Regions from separate parts of the Homo sapiens genome. Here all the other regions are linked to region 1. A link is a loop called in an ENCODE intact Hi-C map of the cell type or tissue named here. Cell type or tissue: PC-3. All regions are shown on one strand.

Evidence for each region. Hi-C counts contacts between places; a loop is a spot of excess contacts. Peaks named below come from ENCODE experiments on the same cell type or tissue, not always from the same donor. Only the 100,000 strongest peaks of a DNase experiment are listed, where the experiment ranks them.
Region 2: it touches region 1 in a loop (7-fold over the local background); 14 of 110 quality-filtered maps call a loop at or near these places.
Region 3: it touches region 1 in a loop (11-fold over the local background); 13 of 110 quality-filtered maps call a loop at or near these places.

The regions. Positions count from the first base shown.
Region 1 is chr9:18,250,431-18,258,430 of GRCh38, reverse strand. It overlaps a transcript of ADAMTSL1 not described here. Among named protein-coding and RNA genes, the nearest start is that of ADAMTSL1, 220 kb to the left of the region's middle. In PC-3, a CTCF peak has its summit at 3,180 (motif pointing left); DNase peaks (open chromatin) are centred at 3,170 and 4,260; H3K27ac peaks cover 2,331 bases.
Region 2 is chr9:18,392,965-18,400,964 of GRCh38, reverse strand. It overlaps a transcript of ADAMTSL1 not described here. Among named protein-coding and RNA genes, the nearest start is that of ADAMTSL1, 77 kb to the left of the region's middle. In PC-3, a CTCF peak has its summit at 4,680 (motif pointing right); DNase peaks (open chromatin) are centred at 7,104 and 7,484; H3K4me3 peaks cover 379 bases; H3K27ac peaks cover 2,576 bases.
Region 3 is chr9:18,820,587-18,828,586 of GRCh38, reverse strand. It overlaps ADAMTSL1 (ADAMTS like 1), which reads right to left. Exons shown (of 29, transcript NM_001040272.6): 22 at 2,124-2,303. Among named protein-coding and RNA genes, the nearest start is that of SAXO1, 210 kb to the left of the region's middle. In PC-3, a CTCF peak has its summit at 4,312; DNase peaks (open chromatin) are centred at 4,316 and 6,596; H3K27ac peaks cover 560 bases.

The sequences.
Region 1 (8,000 bases):
TCCTCCTTTCTCCTATGTGGCTTTCTGGCTCAGAACCCTCTTTCTCCCAATGTTCTGTCATCTCCAACTCTTTTTCTTTTATTTCAGATAATTCCTCGTTTACCTCATTTTGCATACTAGCATATCACCTTGCCTTTTCATTGATCTTTTTCTTGCGTACGCATCTTGTTTGAGAAAGGAACTCTGGTTGTTCTTTTATTACTGGTAAATACATACAACATAAAATTTGCCATTTTGCCTATTTTTAAGTGTACAATTTAGCAAAAAACCTGGTTTTTATTTTATTACTTGTAAATACACATAACATAAAATTTGCCATTTTACCTATTTTTAAGAGTACAACTTAGCAGCTTTACGTACGTTCATTCACATTGTTGTGCAGCTATCACCAAGATCTATTTCCAAAAACTTTTTCATCATCCCAAACAGAAATTCTGTACCCAGGAAACAATAACTCCTTTTTCCCTCCTTCCTTCTGCTCTGAAGATCTCAATTCTCGTTTCTGTCTCTATGAAGTTTCCTATTCTAGGTGCCTTCTATAATTGGAATCACATAGTATTTGTCCTTATTTTACCTAGCATATTTGTAAGATTCATTATAACTCTATCAGAATCATTTCTTTTTATGACCAAATAATATTTTATGTCTAGGCCTCATTTATCTACTCATCTGTTGTTTCCACCTTTTAGCTATTGTGAATAATGCACTATAAACATGGGTGTGTGCTTTCGGTTCTTTGGGGGTATATATCTAGAAAGAGAATATAGCTGGATGATAAAGTAATTCTGTGCTTAACTTTTTGAGAAGCTGCTCAACTGTTTTTCATAGGGGCTGTACTATTTTACACTCCCAACAGCAATGCACGAAGATTCCAATATCTCCATATCATCACCCACACATTTTATTTTCTGTTGTTGTTATTATTATTATTTTGGAATAATAACTATTGTAGTGTGAAGTGATATTTCATTGTTGTGTTATTGTACATTTTCCTAATAACTGGGGTGTTGAGCATCTTTTCATGCGCTTATTGAACATCTGTATATCTTTAGAGAAAATGTCTATTCAAGTCCATTGCAAATTTTTAATTGAGTTGGATTTTGTTTTGAATTCTCTGCCTTTCACATTATCTTTTTGGATCTCCTCCATTCTGTAGCAAGATACTCTTGATAAATTAGAAAATTACAAAATAACTTTTTGTTTTTAAAAAACATTTTTATGAAAAATTTCAAATATGAAAATTTAAAGAATTGTGTTGTGATGATCACCATACCTGACATCTAATTTTTGTAATTGATATTTTATTATATTTGACTTATTTCATACCTATCATCTATCCAACATTCTACCTGTACATCAATCAAGCTTATTTTTTGGATGAATTTAAGATAAGTTGAAGATATCAGGAAATTATTTTTAATGAACAAAAACCACTCTCATGGAATGTGTAAGCTTGAGGCAGGGGTACAGCTGTCTCTGGGACTTCTCTGGCAGATAAAGTACAAGCACAGAAGAGGGGTAAAAGTCAGTGGGGGTTTAAAACTCTTTTACTTTGAATATGGCTTAATGAAATTTCTTGGGAAAATGAATCAAAGAAAACATTCCCAAGGAACAGGCAGTGCTGACAGGGAGATGTCACTATCAGAGCACCCGGGCTGTATATTACGATGGTTGCTGGGCAACACCGCTGGCTCATCTGGTTCACATGTAAATAATGAATCCTGGGCTAGAAGCAAAACTTCCTGAGGCTAGTAGGTTCCAGAATTAGCTCTTAAGCCTCTCTGTCCCTCTCCTACTATAGCACTGGCTCCTTGGTCTTCCCCAATGGGCTGTTAACTCCTTTGATGTCAGAAACCATATTCTATTCATGTCTATGCCCATTTCTTTTTCAAAACATCATCTAACATCTAGGATAGTGTTTTAGACAGAGAAGGTTCACAATGACTTTTGCAAGCTCCATTAAGCATCTATATCCTCCAACCTCAGGGTTCATTGGACTGTACTTTGCATTCTTTCCTGTACCTACACCCTACCTTTGAGGAACTCCTGGAAACCCTGTCAGGAGTTCAAGGGTCTAAGTTGCCCTTTCTTATTGCAACCAACCTATTGCCTGCCTAGCGTCTTCCATCTTTGTCAAACTTCTCATGCTTAGACAAACGTCCCAGCCTGTACGATGCCCTTTGCCTTTGATCCAGCATGAATAAAACCCTCCTCAAGGTCATTTATGAGATTTCATGTCATGGAAGCTGAGTAAGAAGGGGACCTTCAATTTAAAGGTGCAGAATGTAGACTTGTAGACTATGCTCAGAGAAGCATTATGTCACATTTTAAGAAATGGAATCTCATGATAAGAGTGAGAGAAATTATGCTTTTCGGTTGGAAGAGCATCTTCAAATAGGAAACAAGGAAGATTGCCAAAGATAATGTTGTAGTCATCCAGACATGAAAAATCAAAAACAGGGCTCTTTGATGGGGGCGAAAGTCAGTTGCATATGAGAAACAAGACCACAATCAGATTTAGAAACAGATTATAATCTCTGCTTCGCAGTTATGTAGTCAGAAAGACTCCCTGAGTCTTCTGACAAAGAGGGTAGATGGAAAGGCTTACCAAGGGCCAGCTGGAGACCAGGGAAAGAGGCAGAGAGGTGGGAGGGAGTGGGCAAGGAGTGGGATTTCGACAGAACGATGAATTGCATCCAAATAAATAAGATTTAATAACAGCATATGAAAAGACAAAGTCCTCATTTTCACCTGTCTCTGGATTTGCAAACATAGATATTTCCTTTAGAGAGGAAACCACTATATTTATGATTGGTTCATATTTCACACCTTTATTCATACATATCCTGTAATGTAAAAGGCCTATTTCTTATTACATAGGAAATGCTAAATGCACTGGGGAGTCACAGAAATGCTCAAAGCTTTTCTAGAAGTTAACATAAGTAGCTGGTCACAGGAGTACAGCCTAAAAAACAAAGCCTTCTTTCTGACTCTGCAGAAATTAAGTACTGACATGTGAAACCTGCTGAGAGTTTCGTCTGTTTTTACTATCAAAGCCTCATTCTTTTTTTTTTTCTAAGTATGAGCATACACACATGATTTAAAGATGCTAGCAAACGCTCATACGCCTGCCGCTTATACGCCTGCTACAAGGTAAAGAATGCGGCAGCGCCCCCTAGTGGTTTCTGTGTGGAGTTACAGCCTACGAATGTGCAAATACACGGGACCCTTCAGCTTTCATCCCTTGACAGCCAGGACACTAAAACACCAAAAGCTGGAATTTGTTAATATTATAATGCCAAACAAGATTTCAAACAATATCAAGTTTATTAGGAGGAAAAATGAAGACAAGTCAGATATAGAAACTTTCACTCAAACATTTAATGAAAATAAATGCAATATCATTTGCAAATCCAGTAAGGTCACACTTTAAATACAGAAAAAATATAACCTATAGATCATCAAACGCAGGTGAGCTGGCTTTGGAAAATTGGGTTTCTATTGCTAAGACAAGGGAAGATTACCAATTTAATTCTTGCTCTAGATAATGTCATAAATTTAGCTCCTTATGTATCAGATTTAAGTTTAACAAAGTAAATTAGCAAAGCCGACAAAATTTTCCCCTTCTTGCCACATAGCTAATAACTTTATACATACCAACTGTTCTTAATTTTAAAAATGATTGTAAAATGCTCCACTCACAATTCTCTTCTTCCCACACTTTCTCCTTACTGCAAAGTGTATTTAAGAGTACTGGGGGGGGCGGGGGGGCAGGCGCGGTGGCTCACGCCTGTAATCCCAGCACTTTGGGAGGCCGAGGCGGGCGGATCACGAAGTCAGGAGATCGAGACCATCCTGGCTAACATGGTGAAACCCCGTCTTTACTAAAAATACAAAAAAGTTAGCCGGGCGTGGTGGCGGGAGCCTGTAGTCCCAGCTACGTGGGAGGCTGAGGCAGGAGAACGGCGTGAACCCGGGAGGTGGAGCTTGCAGTGAGCTGAGATCGCGCCACTGTACTCCAGCCTGGGGGACAGAGCGAGATTCCATCTCAAAAAAAAAAAAAAAAAAAAAAAAAAAAAAAAAAACCAAAAAGAGTATTGACGGTAGTTCCATAGGTGAGGCTGTTTAAGATACTATGAAAAGAAAACGTGGCCACCCGTCCGTAAATGTTAGCCCTCAAATAATAATGATGACTAACACACTACTTGTTAAGAGTTTTATAGAGTTTATCTCATAGCAAACCAGTGAGGTGGACGTGATTAGCTCTCCCATCCTACAGGGGAGGAAATTGAGTCTAAGACCACACAGCTTACAGGGTGGCTCAGGTAAAATTCAGATCTAGGGAGTCTGACTCCAGAGCTCAGGCTCTTAATCACTCGAGGAGGTGCTGCCTCCCAAACACGATGATATCTGGTCTACAGTGGCAGGTTGCACACAGATGGGTCAGCACGTGAATTGGCACGTAAATTTGTTGCCAAAGGAATGAAGATGGCAATGTGCTTGAAAAGTTGTATATCATCAAAGACTCATCAAAAAGCATGCCATTATCACTGCTGGTGCTTGCCTCGTCCCACTACCTAAGAACTACAGCTTTAGTAGTGTGTGTGAAGCTAAGATTCTAGTGGAATTGTTATTTAAGGGGAGATCTCCGGAAATTATGGGGCTGCTCCTACTAGCTAGAATTTCTTTAAAGCATCAAATTGGATTAAAATGAAAGACCTGAAAAGCAGTTCCAGCTAGAAACAAGGAACCAACCAGACAGACCACAGGGAAGCTTGACAACTTCTAGAAAGAAGCATTTTCCCCTGACTTTGCCCACAGAGCAGTGAGAGATATACAACCCAGGTCACTTACAATTTTTTGTAAGCTGCTTCTGTTCTTGGGGTTTAGGAAGTAATCAGCGACGCTTCCTATAGTAATGGGGGAAAGTGGAAGTTTTCATTCTATTTTTAGAAAAGAAATATAGGCCTAGTTTTTTACACTATCTTTGATAAAATTAGACAACTAGTTAGAATTATTTTACTTTCTTGTTATTTTTTAGCACTAAACTAATATATGATCATTGTTACCAAGAAAATCTTCAAAAGATGTATAAAGGAGAAATTAGTCATCTCCATCCACCCAGGGTCCCTTTCATTCCCTCCTTCCTGAGGTAACCAATGTTAACATCCGATGTTCATCCTTCTACCACTTTATGTATACCCATACAGACATATACACTCATATATAGACATAGGTAAGGTTTCAGCTTTTTATTTGGTTTAGAAATGAGATAGTACCATACATATTGTTCTACACCTTGGTTTCCTCACTCATCATGACATCTACATCATAGAAACCTCTCCAAATGGACAGACATAAATGTAACATTCTTTTCAAATAGCGGCACAGTATTCCATAGTATGGACATGCCACAATCAATTCAAATATTTTCCTAATGGTGAAAATTTATTTTCTTTACAGTTTAAAGGACTGGAAGATAATGAGGTAATAAACATAGTGTAACATATGTTTATCTCCTGCTGCTTGCTTTCCAGAGATTCTCCAAAGTTAGATAGCTTAGTCAAAGCATATGTATTTGTAAATTTTATTAGATACAGCAAGATAACTTTCAAAAATGGTGACAACTAATACCCAACCAGCAACATTTAAGATGCTCATTTCCTAACATTCTTACCAGGAATAGATAATTTTACTCTTGAAGTTTTGCTAGTATGATGGGCTTTAAAATACAGTCAGCACCCCCTTATCAGCGGGCTCTGTATCCGTGGACTCAATCAACCGTGGATAGAAAATTTTGAAAAAAAATTGCATTTGTACTGAACATGTATAGACTTTTTTCTTCCTGTCATTATTTCTTAAACAATAGTATAACAATTGTTTACATAGCCTTTACATTGTATTAGGTATATAAGTAATCTAGAGGTGATTTAAAGTATACAGGGGGATATGTGTAGATTTATGCAAATAGTATACCATTTTATATCAGGGACTTGAACATTCAAGGATTTTGGTATCCATGGGAGGTCCTGGAACCAACCCCCAATGGATAACAAGGGGCAACTGTATCTCATTTTGAGTTTGATTTGCATTTCTTCTGTAACCAGTAAATGAGGTTGAGCACATTTATAGGCCATGTTCATGTCTATAGGCCATTTGGATTCCACTTTCGAATTATTTGCCTATTTTTCTACTGAGTTATATGTCTTTAAAAAATAATTATAGAAACTCTTAATATTAGGGATACTAACCCTTCATTTTTCCTATGTACTGCAACTTTTCTCCTAAACTTTTCTCCTAACCGCTCATTTTTCTTTCTTCTTTTTATACTATATCATCCAATTTAAAAAGTTACATGGTTCATTTTTTTTCTTTTAGTATCTTGGTTTCCTGTCTTGGTAGGAAATTTTAAAATATCTTTAATTTCATATTTTATATTTATATCTTTAATTGATCTGGAATTCATTTTGTAATATGGATTGGTGTTTAGCTTGCTTTTTCCTGTGTTGGATAGTCATTATGTCAGCAATGCTATCCAGTTTTATTTAGTTGAACCAAATTTTTCCCACTGAATTGAAATGCCATCCTTGTCAATTTTTAATTTCTCACATATATTTGAAACTATTTCTGGATATTTACTGTGTTGCACCAATATCTTTCTCTGTGCCCGTGCCAGCTCTATCCTGTTTGGTTTGTAGTAGGGTTATAGAAACAACTGATAACAATTTGTAAGGCAAGCTTCACACACAACTCTTTTCCCAGGACTTTCTTGGGTCTTGTCACACCCTTTTTCTTCCATGTGAGCCTTGAAATCATTTTATCCAGTCCCTTCCTGCAAACAAAGAATACATAAACCCAATTGATACTCTAATAGAAAATGAATTTAATTAAAATAACTTTAAAGGATAAGCATTTATAATACTGTCATATATTCTCCTGCCATTCAGAAGTACATCCTTTGTTGATAACTTGTACTTTCTATCTAGAAAATTGTCAGGTTTTTTTCACTGTCCTTTTGAAGTTTAGAAAGTCACTCGGAAACATCAAAATGCTTCTTTCAGGACTCGATAAAACTTTCTTGTCTAGAAACTCAACACCGTCTTCAGAAAACTATTTTATATGTTATTAATTATTTTTCCTGTTTTTATCTCCAATTATTTCTTGTTCTAGAACTCTTATGAGTGCATGCTGTGTGTTCTAGATATGTCTTCCAAGTCTGTTTTCTGTAAACTTCAACTTCTGCCTCTTAATTTTCTACATCACATTTTCAGTTTTTACAGTAATGATTCTTCTAATCCATTTACCTATTAATTTTTAATTATACTTTTTTTTAGTTTTAGAGTTAAATTTTGGTACCCTAATTACATCTTCCTGACAGTTCTGTGCTGTTTCTGTTTTTTGTTAACATTCTCTTCTATTTCTTCATTGAGATCTGCTGCTCTAAGACAGTCACATGGGCTCCCCATCAGGATCATATTTTTCTTTAGTGAGTTGTCATTATTCTCTCCTGACCAGAGTTTTGCGTTTCTTTAGCACTCACACATAAGTTGGTAGAGATTCCTTAGCAGTGGCAAACGGGCTGGTGGTAGAAAACGAGTCATTTCTTCTCTTACCATCTGCAAGGAATTCATTCAGGAATGAGGAGCCTCGAACATGGAGCGGGGTGTGGAAAACCGCCACTGTATCCCCAGCTTCCCAGGAACAAGAAGCCCCCTCTTCCACGAGCAAGGCATGAGAACACTTCTGACTTCCATGGGCATCACTTCCCAGGGCCCCAGCCATCCACAGCACTGATTCAGGTGTTCCCAGGTCACCGAGATCAACTCCGTAGCTGAGGATGCTCTTTGAGGGGAGGGGATTCCCAGGTTTTCTAGGGCTCAGAAGGTAGTGTCTAAAGCTGGGCCTTTGCTCTGTCTTGAAAAAGGACATTCTTTTCTTCTGTTTCCATTCTTTAGGTTCTCACCAGGAACCAGGGCAACCACATCCCCTACTTCTTTATT
Region 2 (8,000 bases), 140 kb before region 1:
AGATTTAGTTTGGACTTAGTGAGGTGTATTTATGCTGTTTACAATTACTCCAGGGTATCGTACAGTTATTGCCAGCTGTCCTGAGCTTCATGAAATACTCCTACTACGCACTATATTGAATCACCTAATGTCATGGCACGAAGCACAGGGCTAGAGATCCTAGTGGGATCTACCCTAATGTAAGGGGTACCTAATATCAGAAATACGTGAATAATGAGTAAAAGCAAGGTTTGCAACGTATAGAACCCAAAGATAGTCTGTAGAAAATTCCTCCATTTATTAGACATATACACATTTTAAGCTGAGGGTTTGGTTTTCATTGACACCAAGTCAAAATGGAAATTCACTCCTGTTCGAAACGTATTCTATGTACAATTGCAAATACATCATACATTTTTATGAAAAGTACAAAATAAAATTTACTTGATTTCCTGAGTTTGTAGGCACAAACATAGCAATACTATAAATGGCAAGTATTCTGTTAGAGCGTATTATGAACGAAACATAGTAAAGGCCTTCCAAGTTTGATAATGATCCCCAAAATTTATATGACATTACAAATACTGAGTACCGAAGTTAAAAGAAACTTTTAAAACTATCAACAAAAATTGTTCTGATTAACAGTACTGGAGAAAAGACTGAATTATATTTCTATGCTTGCCAAGAAAGAGATATCACCAACTGAAATATGATAGGGTGATCAGAGTATATGGTCCACATACTTAGAAATAAGTATCACAGTAGGACAATAATGTAAAAGTATGTTATTTCTTTTTTATTATTATTATACTTTAAGTTCTAGGGTAAAAAAAAGAAAAAACTTAATGGCTTTGGAAAGAGGGAGTTGCTAGGGTTAGATTTAAGTACAATGACATAGTGAAAGACATTATCTTGAGCGCCAGTAGCTAAAAATCACATTTTATTGGAAAGTAAAGCACTCATCAATCATCACTAATTAGACACACTATAGCACTATCACCTCAGTGCTACAGTATATCTAACTAGTTTTGTTGTTGTTGTTGTTATTGTGGTTTTTGATGTATAAACACAGTCCTTTCCTGAGTTATTGCCTATAATAAGGGAGTTGATTATAAGAACATTTTGGACCAGCACCAACACCAAAAAATTTGTCAGGAACAAAGGCAACTCTAGGAAACCCTGGTTTTTGTCTTGGAACAAGCCAGCTCCATGGCTGCAAAATCTTCAAATTTTCTTTTTTATGTTTTCCTATAGTCTTTGATAATAAAATGCATTATTTTTGAAAGCTATGGCATACAGTATTCTAAAATGAAGACTTTAAAATAAAGGTAAAGTAGCCAGGTGCGGTGGCTCATGCCTGTAATCCCAGCACTTTCAGAGGCCGAGGCGGGTAGATCACTTGAGGTCAGGAGTTCGAGACCAGCCTGGTTCACCAGCCAACAGGGTGAAACCCTGTCTCTACAAAAAAATATAAAAATCAGCCAGAAATGGTGACACGCGTCTGTAATCCCAGCTACTTGGGAGGCTGAGAGTCAAGAGAATCGCTTGAACCCGGGAGGCGGAGGTTGCAGTGAGCCGAGATCATGCTACTGCACTCCAGTCTGGGTGACAGAGCAAGACTTTGTCTCAAAAAAGAAAAAAAGAAAATAATAATTTTATATATATATATATATATATATATATATATATATATATATATATATATGTAAAGCAGACAGAGGAACTAAAGAAATTTATCAGCTCCTTCAATCCTTAAGTTTGTGAATTATCTCTGGGCAAAGAAAAGACTGTTCTGCTTTCTTCAACCCTTGATTTACAAATGCTTCTGACACTTGGCAGTGAACAGATGTGGCTCCACCCACAAGCTCGTAGGCTCCCCAAGAGCTAAAAATGTACTGGATTCATCTCTGTAACCCCAGGAGAGAACATCTAACTAGCACATAAGTGGCTCTGTGGTATGTGTTTGTTGAACTGAATTTCCCTACCCTTACACTTCAACATACTATCTTAAGATTCCAGCCCCTGGGATGGCTATAATTGTATTGGTTTACATTGTACCATCTACATTATCATCTGAATTTCACTCTTTGACATCTAACACAATGCCTCACATATAATAGAAACTCATTAAACATTTGTTAAATGAATAAATGAATGAACTTTTTATTGATGGAGGGAATTTGATTTCCTTACTCCTACTGTATATCAGATTAGATCACTCACCTATAAAACCCTTCAGTGACCTCCTATTAAAACAGCCTATAAGATCCTACCAGATCTGCCTCTCTAATCATTGCTAATAGAGTGAAAATGAATAAATGGGATCTAGACAGCACCTTAAATTATGTAAAGCAAAATTAGAATAAATTTTTTGTGAAAGACATGGTTTCAAGGGAAAATAATTGTAAAAAGTTGACTGTGAAAAGTTAAATCTCCTTATCCCAGGGCCTTTCAAGGCATTTAAAATTCAAATGGGTATTGTGACTTTTTAAGAAAGGGAACAGAGTGGATAGAATTTTCCAAATTTAATTAATATTAATAACTGCACTAATGATCCAGAGTGAAAAACTCTGATCTAGACTAAAGTAGAAGAAAATTTGCATATAGCTGTATCTGATGAACACACAGTGTTCAGGTCATTCTTAAACAAAAACATTTTAAGTTATTTTACTCAATATGACCTCATACTTCTATTTTATCATAATGACACAATGGGAGGACCTATGGGTCAGTAGCAGAGTAATTCAACCGCACATATGTTACATGAAGCATCAGGGTATTCACTGGGAGTCTACCATTCAATGTGAATGAGAAGGCTGATTCTATTTAATTTGAGAAATTTAGTAAGATGATAGTCTATTGTGGCTCTGATGGAAAGAGAGTGTTGAAAACCAATACTATAAAGCCAGCTGTTAGATTGAATGTACTTTCAGTGTCATTTTACATCTGACAATTACATCTTGATGTACACTGCCCTGAGCAAGACAATACTGTACTGCTCCTGGGGTCTTTAAAACGTACACACCTCATTATGGGCATTAGCCTCTAAAATATTCCATCTTTATGGAGGCTGGGAGAAAACATCAAGTTGAATCCAGAGAGGCTTATTCAGTGATAAATGACCTTAAGACATCTGGAAATCCAGTTTGGAGTAGGACAATGAGGTATAGATGCTTACCCAAACCTTTAGAAGTTAAGAAAAATATAGACAAACACTAACTTTTGAACAATTTAAATTAGTGTGTTTCATTGATTTAAAAATAAACCTTTTTCAATGTATTTCATCATCTCTGAAATTGTGGTATGTCCTATAATCCAATGGTGATTTACAATCACTTTCATGAATTCAGACTGAAAACATGTACTTGTATTGGGTTTTGGTTCAAATAATCAGGGGAGAAGTTTTTCTTTCCTCCACCAGTACCGATGTTGAGAAATACATTTTCTTGCTGTCTCTTTTCACACGGTGGTTTTGTTTGTTCATTTATTTACTCACATAATAATGATGTAGCCCTCTTAATTGCAAGTCTATTATTAGATTTTTCATCTTGAGCTTTTTTTCTTTTTTGGAGTGCATGTAACAGCATCTTTAATCATGGATTCAATGGTATCATAGACTCAAGAAATACAGTACTTTTAAAGCTCAGAGAATGTGTTCCTTTCTCTTCTTGAAAAGAATTATACCACGAGGCAGGATTTCCTTCTGGGATGATAATATCATATGGGAAAGGAAGCAAGGCACTCTCAACTCATTCTAAGTTCATAACTCCATAGACTATTAGAAAATCATTTCAAGAATACCACCTGTGGATAAGGGTAAAAGAGTGGGGGAAAAAGGGGAAACAAAAATCGGATAAGAAATCTAAACAAACCTAAACTTAGTGATAATGTCTAATTTATGCATAGGGGTTAAAAAATAGTAGATCCCAGGATCACTGTGAATAGCACGGCACAGAGAATAAAAATCATCATCAGGGATTCTGTTAGAAAATACAAGAGCCAGATCAATGTTACGATATAAAGAGGCATAGTGCATATAGAACCAAGGCATACATTTCTTAGGACCCCTATTTAGGAATGTACTAAGGTTTTGTTTCTTGCTTTTGTTTTTAAACAAAAAGAGACAGGGTCTTGTTCTGTTGCCCAGGCTGAAGTGCAGTGGCATGATCATAAAAATGTGCTGAGTTTTTATGCTTGTAATTTAAAAGTGACTAAGTGAACTAATAGAGTTTAAAAATGTGAGTGGTTAAACCTTGAGAGTTGAGATCACCATGGCAAAGCAAGGACATAGTTTTGTGCAAGGGATCCCAGTTTTTAAGCTGATAAAGGCTGGTACTCTATTTGCACAGGACATTATTAACATAAAAATAATATTATAAAAATATTTATTAAAATTTAATATTTATTAATGTAAAATTTAATTAATATTAATTTTAATTATATTACTTGATATAAATTAATATAATTAATATATAATTTCACTCATTAAAGTTTAATATTTGTTAATATAAAATTTAATTAATATTAAATTATTATTTATTAGAATAGTAATGAATATTTATTTTTAGGTTAAAATAATATTAACATAAAAACTGCAGCACAAGAGACTTAGATTTTATGGATTAATAGCAAACTTCCTCTGAACTAAGTCACAATCTAATTTTTATATTGAATAAGTCCAGGAGGGGGCACCCTGACATTCCAGCTTTCAGTCAACCTTCTGACTACTTCCATATTGAGCTAAATCTCCACAGCCATGGCCACCAACTGTCTTATCATCAACTGGGACTGTGCAAAGGCAGGAGCACCTAAGAGGCAGGCCAACAGTTTAATGAAAAGGACCAGAGTGCTCTAAGGTTGGATAAAGTATGGGGTCACTGACTGCCTTGTGGGTTACAGTAGATAACCTATGCAAATTCTCTTCAGAGGCAAGAGCTAGCCCCAAGAACTCTCAGCATCAATGGTCTACTTCAAATGTTGATTAGCATCAAAGGTTTCCTTCCACAGAAAGGCCAGACTAAAAGGGAGTAAGTAATTTCAGAAACATCTGGAAAGCAGAAGACAACATATAGGGGTCTTGTACTTCCTCTTTGATGTATATATTACCCATGCAGAAAAATGACATATTTGTAAATTTTAGTTCAGCCTCTAGGATGGTGCTCATCCAGCAGACATCTGTGTCACAGACCAAAGAAACTAAAATGTGTCCAACTTAAACCAGGCTGAATCAAGACTAGTTAAACTACACTTTTCATCACCAGTCAGTTTCAAATACACAGGCTCAGAGGTCTTTGACCACTTGCAGTTGAGAAGGATGATAGACCTGTACAGTTCAGGATATAATTTGGTCTAGGGATGCTTCAGAAGCTCCAGAACAGATTCTATACTGACTCTCCAACCATTCATTCATTGAATTTTGCCAGATAAATACCCTATCAGAAAATGGGTCTGTTTCCATTATGTCATACAAAGTGCAAATCCTCAAGGCTTTCCTTTGGAGAAGAATAGGTAGAGTCTACCAGTCCTGTCTCTAAATGATCCCATTTATCAATGGATGAGATTTCTGAATAAAGCATGTGCATTTATTTTATGCTGAATGCTGCAAACTTTAGATCGACATCTTGCCAGCAAAAACCAATACCCACATTTTTCATTTCTTTATCTCTGGTGGAAAAAAGCAGGATTTAAAGCAACTGCTGGTCAAACACATGATTCTTTTTTAAAAACCAGAGTAAATTCAGACTGGCTTCCTGGAGAACTGTTTTGAAAGGCAGTTTACAGATCTTACTGTTGCTTTTCCATGACATAATGCTGGAGATCCGACATAATACTCAAACACCTGGCAACAGCCTAAGGACAAGGGGGAGCAGGAGTGAAGGGAGAACAAGAGGAAACTCTGACAGATCTGTCCTGAAAAATGCACTATTTACCAAGTTGGGACATCAAATCTCAGACAAAAAGGTAAAGAGAATTGCTTAAACCAAGGTTTCCAAGAATCTTTGACAAATGCTGACTCTCTTAACACTTTATGAAACAACCAAAGTCAACAGACACATCTCCACAGCCTTTCCATTTGCAGACTTTTTTCCCACAGCCCTATTTAGAACTTAACATAATGGGAAGTTTTCTCTTGGCAAAAAAGCTGATTAAGTGTTCCATTTAATAGCATAATGCAAAAAAATGCTTTCCTTTTTTCAGACCTGCTGTTCTCATACTGTCTCATGTTGTCTAAAGTGGAGAGTTGGTAACTATTTTCGGGGTTGGTGTGCCTTTATGATGAATGTCATCTTAAAATACAGAACAAATAATGAAACCCATGTTGAATTTATAATCAACTTTCTTTTATCTACACTCAAGGTTATTATTTTAACCTGTTGTCTTTGCAGTTTGGGAATACAAGAATGAGCTTTTTGTGATAAGTTGAAAGCACAATAATTTATAACAAGCTTCTTTCTCTTATTCTCCTATTCTCTCTCCATTTCTGTCTCTCTCTCTTGCAGAATGGGTCTATTCATTTATATTTCTATCCTTTTTGATTTGGTCTTACATTTACAATGTCAGGAATATCATATCCATTCAACAAATAACATCTGACAAACAAAAATGGATCTCCTGGGGCATAGGACCAAAAAGCAGTGCTGTGGACAGATTCTGTTATTGGAATTAGGCATCTAACCTCCTTTTAAAGCATATGGCCTTTAAAAACTTTTCACTATTTTTAACAATCAACTTGAGGATTTAAAACAATGCAATCCCCCGCTAATTTTTATTGGTCAATGGCCTATTCAATTGTTTCTCAGCTTCTCCTTTAAAAAAAAATCCTTGTTCTAGTTGTACTTTTAAAGTTAAAGCAACAATCTCTTTATGGCTCTGCTTTCGCTGCGTAACCATCATCTTATGCCAAGATACATTTTTCACCCATTCAGTCAGGACAATTGGTAATTAAAGGCTTTATTACTTTCCATGATCATCATCTGCAATGCTTTTAGCTGGAACAAACAAAGTAACCCGAAACCTTATTTAAACTGGCTTACACATTAGGATATTTGTTTACCAACTAGTAGTCAGAGGTACAGTGGGCTGTGGAGTTGGTTTATTTCACAGCCGGATGGTATCATCCAGGACCCAGGCTTTGTTTTCTCTGCCTTCACTTTTGGCTTCCCTCCAAGCCTTGTTTCCTTCAAGGTTGTGGGATGGCTGCCAGGAATACTGGGGCATTTAACAGGAGAGAAAGGCTGCCTTTCTATGTTCTCTCTTAAAAGTAAGGCACTGCCATTTTCAGAAGTCCCTAGCAAGCTTCTCCCAACATCACTTTGACCCAAATTGCCTTAGCCCTTGCCACCTCTAACAAAACACAGCAACAGGGTAGAAGGTTACTAGGGTGAAATGGATGTTGGGAGCCAACCTCAATGACCACCACACTGTCTTCTTTAACATCCTTAGTAAGTTTGAATGATGCAACATATCAGAAGAACTATGACTCAGACATTCTCTAAGGGAGCCAATTATCCTTGTTTTCTCAGAACTGAGGGGTTTCCCAGTATGTGGAACTCTTAGTGCTAAAACTGGGTGAGTCTTGAGACAACTGGGATGGTGAGTCATTACCTTCCCCTTTAATCCCTACCAGGTCCAAGCAACCATGAACTCTCCTGAACATTTGAGGAAGTAATACATTCACAGGCAATTAAGTGGAATGCAACAGCAACAGTACTTCTTAATGCTCAAATTATAATTCTAATTTAAAAAACCCCAGCATACTGTGTATGTGTATAATCTGTGAAAATAATTATATTTTGTATAAAGGATAATAGACTGTGTAAGTTGGAGTAAAATTTAGAGGTTCCTTAATTTCCCACTTCCCACATTCATGCATCCACTAATAACCTGAGTAGTATACTCAAAGCAGAAACCCTTTCTACAAGTGGTCAATAAGCACTCTAAGAGAAAATTATGTGCCCCTTACACACAGCATTATTCCTGGAATATGACAGGTATTCAGTAATTATCATCCTGAATTTAGT
Region 3 (8,000 bases), 570 kb before region 1:
TGAGCCATGCCTCTGTCATTCACTAATTAGGTCATTTAAGTCCTCAGAGCCTTAGTTTTCTCATCTACAAAATGAGGTTCCTTTCTAAGATCTCTTTCTACTCTGGAATACCATGATTTTAGGAACTGATGGTGGCAGTTTACTCAAAGCATCTCTCTTTCTCTCCTCCTCAATACTTCCTCTTGAAACTCATGAAAGCTGTGCTTATTTACTAAGAGCAAAAAGGGGAGGGTACTTTCCATCTTCAAAACAATCAGCTCTTTTTGGGCCAATTGTTGGCCCCTCCTAATGTCCTTACAGCTTTGAAAGTAATTTTCCTTTTCAGTGCATGTCCATTTGCTCTTCCCAGGAAAACTGTAAATTCTCCAGGGGTAGAGGCCACCACTTATATTTCTCCTAAAACTTTACCAGTGTCCAGGTGACATGGAACTTAATGTCAGCAACATAAAATGGCAACACTTAATGAATATCTGTCCAATGGACTATATGAATACATGGATGAAAGTCTGCCTTACTGCATTTCAAGTCCTCATAGTACAGGTTAAGTCACGGAACTTGGGGTGAAATCTCAGTTTCATCCACAAAATGCCCCCTTTAAAAATTAAGCTACATTTTTGCAGATTAAATGAGACATTGCTTTGATGTTCATAAAGTACCTGCTAAAAGCTAACAAACTTTCCTTAATAAACCAAGAACTGTGATCAAGAAAAGCCTTAAACCTAAGAGTCTTGACAGTGATTTTTTTCCCCATTAAGTTTGATGAAAATGGGGAAGATGTTTTGCTCTTCGAACACCGTGTTCACTGCTACACTGTATTAGAGTTGGAATGCAGTAAGCACCTGCCTACAGAACATACACACTTCATTGGCAAAGCCACAGTAGCAGCCATACATCTTAGACTTTCATCTGTGTTAGCAGAGACAATAAGGAAGGATTATTAGGGAGAAAAATCTCATTGGTAAGCACCGTAACTCAGTGTGGGGCAATATTCCCTGGTCTCTGGGCTCCAGACTAGCAGCTCAGCTGGATGAAACCCAGCGCAAAACAAATAACATCTTTCTCTGAGCCAGTTTTCTGTGGCTTCTTAAGATGGCTGGAGGTTTATGCAGCCACCAGTGAGATGAAAACCCGTTTGGGCCTCTCTGAAATCTGAGTGGGCAGGGTCTAGAAGGACCTATGTGTTGGTATATCTTCAACTCTCGGTGTGAAAACAGAAGTGTAAAGTTTAAATATTTTTCCCTGAGGAAGTCTGTAATGTATGTTTATGTATGTATGTGTGGCATGAATTATTATTTCTTACATCTTTCCCTTTTTTCCTTAGAATGACAGCTTTCTCTAGGTGAGAAAGAGCATAATTAGAGCATAAGTGCTCTAATAATTGCTCTTTTTTTTGAGAAAGCCAAAAAAAATTTTTTTTTTTTTTTAACTTTATCTCCCTAGCACCCAGACTCAGTGGGGGAAGAACAGCAGGGTGTCCCTAGTCCAGGGGGCAAAAACGGTTATAGCTTGCAACATGGCTGAGTCCAGAACTGGGCAATAATCAGATGGTGGATGGTGTCCCAGCAATTATTTTTAAGCACCCATTTTATACCAGGAGCCATGCCAGAGTCTTTAATCAGGGGTTCTTATGTTTAGGGGTACATGTGGAGACTTTAGATGGACCAGACCATAAGCTTCCTGGAATTATATGAAAAATATTACATGTATGAATTTTTCTAGAAGGAGGAATCCATAGTTTTTATCTGATTCTCAAAGAAGTCCTTAATGCAGGAAGAGTTAAGGACAATTGTTTTAATTAGGTTATCTCTGTTTGAGATACCTGTTCTGCCCTTGCAATCCTCCTGTCTGGAGTCTCCGCATAGAGACCAGTATCTAAGGCTTAGCAGAGTGAAGTAACTTGCCCAATGCCAGGCAGTTAGTAAATGGAAGAGCCAAGGTTCAAGCTCTTGTTTGGGCTCAAAGTTTGTGTTCTATCGAAAGGCCCTAAATTGGGAAGAAGTGAAGGGATATCAATTTTACCTTTTATGTCCTTAATTGGATTAGGGCACAAAGGAGGTAGAGGGTGGGTTAGATAGTCACTCCCAACAGGGTGCAGCAGAGGCAGCCAGCTTTGAAGTGTTTACCTAGGATCAGCAGCTGGGTGCTCTCAGTCAGCTCTCCATGAAGATTGGCCGCCCTGCAGGAGTACAGGCCCTGATCCGAGGAGGACACGTTTGTGAGCAGCAAGGAGCCTTCGTGCAGATGGTGCGGGGAGCCCAGTTTGCTTTTATTCCTGAACCAAGTGACTTCAGCTTCAGGCACTCCTAGGAAGAAAAAAAAAAAACAAAAAACCCCACTCATCAGTCAAACACATTCAGGTGAGCCCAGAGGCATTTATAGCTTCTTGAATCCCCCTTCCCTGGGGCTGCTCTACAGGGACATCTTCTACCAGGCTTTGGCCAGATTAAATAATGTCCAGAGCCTGGTAGGATAAGGATATAGACTTCAGGGTGACCAAAGAATCAGAATAAATGTTGATACAAGATAAACATCTCAGTTGTCTCCAGATCTTTTGCCTTTTAAACTTACAGTGATGAGACAGGAAGAGGGAGGCCAGTACAAAGAGGAGGAAACAGGAAGCTGGCAGGGGGGGCTTGCCAAGGTGGAAGGAGAGTACCCAAATTCTTTGGAGAAAATGTATTTGAAAAACATGAGAACCAAATGTATACACCAGTGAAAATGAAACTACATGAAATAAACATAATGTTGAGTAAGAGATGGCAGACACAAGAGTACATACTGTATAATTTCCTTTCCGTAAGTAAAAAAAAAAAAACCTGGTAACATTAATCTATGCTGTTAGTAGTCAGTGGAATGAATGGGGAGGGGTTGTGACTGAGAAATGGGACAAGTGGCTTGGCCACTGGCGATGCTCTGTGTCTTGACCGGGGGCTGGTCTGGTGGGGAGTGTTCACTTGGTACCTTTATGATACATGTACTTTTCTGTATAGATATATTTTAATAAAAAGTGCAAAGCTATACAACGTTAAAATATATGTATGAACTAGACAAATGGAAGCTGCTAGATTGCTACTGGAGTTGACACTCTTATGTAGAAAACTTGCTTGTATTTTTGGAAGCCTGCATATCTTCTCAGAGCAAGAGAACATGAAATGGTAGTATCAGTAGAACCACAGGAAAAGGACAAAAGGAAAGTGCTCAACTCTTTCCACAATCCAAGTTTATTTTCTGTGAGAGAGATGGGATGGGGAGATCATCTGCTGACCTGGGATGGGCTCTCTCTTTGGAAGCCAGGCTCTGTGCTCTAGGGACCCCATGAATTCCTCAGGAAGTTTCCTTGTGGTTGACATGCTGGAAAACAGGCCCTGAGAGTTTAGGATGAGCCTTCCTAGATGCTGTTTTAGGAGGATCCTATAGGAGGCTGGGCTCTGAGTATGTTGAGAGACTGAAGATATGTGGCACGGATTCACAGGTCTCTAGGGAGCAGAAAGCACCCTCCCCTACACAACTCAGCCTGCTGACCCAGCTCACACAGTTTATTTATAGAACTCACTGGCATGTATCCAGGGCATGCTTAAAGTGTAAAGTCCTGGCCGGGCGTGATGGCTCATGCCTGTAATCCCAGCACTTTGGGAGGCCGAGGCAGACAGATCACAAGGTCAGGAGTTTGAGACCAGTCTGACCAACATGGTGAAACCCTGTCTCTACTAAAAATACAAAAATTAGCCAGGCATGGTGGTGGGCACCTGTAATCCCAGCTACTCAGGAGGCTGAGGCAGGAGAATCACTTGAACTTGGGAGGCAGAGGTTGCAGTGAGCCGAGATCACCTCACTGCACTCCAGCCTGGGTGACAGAGCAAGACTCTGTCTCAAAAAAAAAAAAAAAAAAAAAAAAAGGGTCAAGTCCCGGGAAATGGGGTCAAAGCCAAGAATGGCCAAGGAGCCAGACCTTTAGTCTAGTGGTCTAGTGTTTTCCCTGAGCTGGGGCTGGTTTTTGCCTTTGGGGCAAGGGCAGTTTGCCCTTAATGGCTAGCCTTCTGTTGAGAATGCAGAGTGTCTTCAAAGAGTTGCCTGTGTATCTGTTACGTGTCCTTGAAATTGGCTAGAGAAAGAGAGGCAGGGCTACCGAAAGTGGGTGGAGACTTGGATACCACAGCCTTGTCACATCAGAGAGAGGCACACGCTAATCTGGCTCTAACAGTAGGATACTTTATGCTCAAGTGTGTAAGAGGGGCCAGGTTGGCATCATCTCTAAAGATACCTGGAGAAAAGACACAGGTGAGGGGTGGAACAGCTGATTTTTCATTGCAGCACCACTAGGGAGAGCAAGAGCATCATGATGCCTGTCCATGCCAGCTTGGACTTTGGACCCTGAGCTTAGTTTTTTTCCCATTTAAAAAAAAAAATCCACGGCATTTAGGAGACAGCCTCAGAAGTAAATTGAAGAAATGCACTCTTAGCTATTTTTCTCCTGAAAGAACAAGGAAAAATGAGTTCCTGCAAACCCTTTTCCTCTTTTCCTTCCCCTTCCTTCCTTCCTTCCTTCCTTCGTTCCTTCCTTCCTTCTTTCCTTCCTTCCTTCCTTTTCTTTCTTATTGAGATGGAGTCTTGCTCTGTCACCTAGGCTGGAGTGCAGTGGCATGATCTCGGCTCACTGCAGCCTCTGCCTCCTGGGTTCCAGCGATTCTCCTGTCTCAGCCTCCCAAGTTAGCTGGAATTACAGGCGTGCACCACCACGCCCAGCTAATTGTTGTATTTTTAGTGGAGACAGGGTTTCGCCATGTTGGCCAGGCTGGCGTTGAACTCCTGACCTCAGATGATCCACCTGCCTTGGCCTTCCAAAGTGTTGGGATTACAGGCACGAGCCACCATGCCGGCCCTGCAAACCATTTTCTACCATTATTCATCCTCTTTCCCTCACATTGCTCACATGCAGCACTTACTGCCTGCATCTTCCTTTGAGGAGGGCTGTGGGCAGCAAACACAAAGACTCAGGGGGAGAGAAAATGAGAGTGAGAGTGACAGAGGGGAGAAGGGAGGGTGGAACAGAGGGAGAAGGGAGAGAACCCAGGGATGGAAGCAGACCTGGGAGCTATTTCTCACTCCCCCAGGAATGGCTTGCAAGCTTCTTCCATTCCCTTGATGTCTGTCTATCTCATGCCGTTCTAAAATTGTGCTTGTTTGAGAGGACAGGACTGGATATAAACCAAAAGGGCTGAATTCCTCTGGTGACAGCAGGGGACTTCATGGGAGAAATGGAAACGTTCAGAATAGCAGGGTGGAGGAAGAAACCTCCAGTTTCTGTAAACCTGGAACCATGGACCTGACAGCAGTCCCAAGGGAAGAGAAATTAAGTGGGAATCATTCTTTAATCTACTGGCAAACCTCTCTCAGATTCATTCAAGCACAGATCTGCATTATGAGTTTGCCGATGTAGGTATTGTTACTGGTGCCACATTTTGAGGACTTCCTGCCTGGAACTGTGGGCCTTAGGTGGAGAATGATATTACTAAGACACCTTGGAGTGACAGCCAGTCCTTCCATAACTGGCTCTGACATTACGCATGTAGAATGAGGAAATAGAAAACAATAATTGAGGTGTTATAAAGTTTTTTTTTCTTTTTCTCTCAGGAGATGACAACGACGCTTTAAAAAACGTCACCAGCCCTTGAATGTTCCACAGAGTCCCTTGAAAAGGTAGTGATACACATGCCTAATACTGATGTTCAGAATACCTCAACATCGGAGTGTACTGAGACATGCAAACGTATCCTGAGTGTGTTAAACGGAGAAATAACATTGAACATTTGCTATAAGTCAAACATTTTATAAACACAATCACTTATTTTTAACAATGATCCTGTGAAGCAGGTACTATTTAATAACTCCATTTTATGAGAAAAAGGGTCTCATAGAGATTAAGAAATCTGCCTAAGGTCACATTTGTTTGGATGCCTGAACGATTACATCATTACATCAGAAAAGAGTTTCTGTTCCCCCCAGTTCCCTACCCTACAGCCAATCAGTAACCCACCAGTGCCAGGGTGGGGATTCAAACTGAGATACCTTTAATGCCAACAGTCCCCATCTTAACAAGTGTACACCGCCTGCCATTATACTAGCCTGACTCTTGAGAGAAAATCTGAACTGCTGCTTTACTATTTCTGAACTGTCAAAGGCTTAATTCCTTTCTACTTTCAGAATTAATGTTTCTGCTGTGGTTGTAAAACCAAGGTGTTGTCAGGAGAGAGGTTCCAGAATCCATGTGTTCTGGCTTTTTAGCTCTTTCTTGTTGAGAAGCTTGGTCAGGTTGCGGGAGATGATCTTTTCTAGCCTGCTGTAGTGTGACAGCAAATGCCACAAAAACAAACACCTGAAAATGACAGAAAATATGCTCTACCACAGAACAAAATCCAAAAGCTATGTTGTTGTGGACCAGCTACTTGGATAGGCTCCACATGCTAACCTCCCTGGTATTATTTGTATCTTAAAACAGCGAAGGAAAAGAACCCACGTTTGCATTTTCCCCTGTGGTGTATCTTTTCAACAGCCCCATGCTCTCCCTGCTGCTTGAAAGGATCAGTAAAAGAGCTTAGTCATACTGGGTGGTAACTTGATATGATTACAAGGTCCAGTGCCTTTGATGTCCATGGAGCTGCCAGGTAGGGTGATGCTAAAATATTCTTTTTTAAAAAGTCCCAGACAGGGTATTCTTGTTAACTGGATCCCTTATTACATTTGGAAGGCTGCCTGCACCATGGCGGTGTGTCAACATCTCAAGGTGGGGTTTCCACTCAAAGGTGCACCTTTACATGGGAAATTCTAGAAGCTTCCTAGGAGGTGTGGAGGTAGGGTGGCTTAGGGAAAGAAAAGAGAAAGGATACAGTAACTCAACTGTCAGTCTTGTCAATTATTCTAAAAAACCAAGGCAGTCTGGAAAGAAGGTTTCCAGCCTTCCACGTTTCTCCATACTGACTGTGGCAGACAACGATAGCTGTTCACAAAACCAGTTTCCCTCTTTTTCCTGAGTACCCAGTGAGCCTACCTTCCCCAGCATCCTTTGTAGTTGTGCGTGGCCATGTGACTAAAGGATTGTGAAAAGTCTTAATGTATGCTCCTTCCAGGCGTGGCCCTTAAAAGCCTTCTCAACCATCCTCCGTATTCTGTTTTCCCCTCTCCTGGTTGATAGGATAGAGGTAACCCCTATGGAGACCTTGGAAGGCATGTGTTCCAGATGTCAGACCCACCAGCATCCTGTGACCCTGCATGACACTGTGGGGGCAGATCCTCTCCAGATGACCAGGTGTACTCTTTGGGCTCTTAGATAAGCAAAAATAAACCTTCTATTGTATTTGAGCCATTATACATTTGGGGGTCTACTTGATACCAGAGTCTAATCTATCCTAATACACCACCCATCACTGACTCTTGAACTATTTCTGCATCCTTAGTCCTGCTGATTTTATCTCCTAAGTAAGTCCTTCAAATACTTCCTTTGCTTTTAGGAGAAAAACCTAAACTGTACCATAATCTATGAGAACATGTAAGATCTAGCCCCTGCCTACCCACACCTCCTCAGCCTCATATGCTACTTTCTTCTCTGCTCTTGATATTATAGCCACACCACCAGCCAGGTTTTACTTCTTTAAATGCAGCATGCTCTTTCTACCTCAGGCCCTTTGCACATTCTGTTCCCATTTACTGAAACACTGCTTCTTCCCCTGATCCTTTATCGCCGACTCAGTTTTCTGACCTCTTCAGAGAACAAATAGAGAACAAGCATGGGAGTGATACAGTGGATTAGGTCACTTTTCAAGAAAAAGCCTATCATACTCATTGCCTAATGCTGTTGATGCTTCAGGATTGGGAAGAATGTGAGGCTGCATTTTGTAAGCTGAAAGCACATGTACGCAAAAAGTTGTTTAATGAAAAACTGCTAACAATTCAAACATGTGAGTTGGTCTAGGTAAATTACATAATATTCTTAATATAGGCTATTA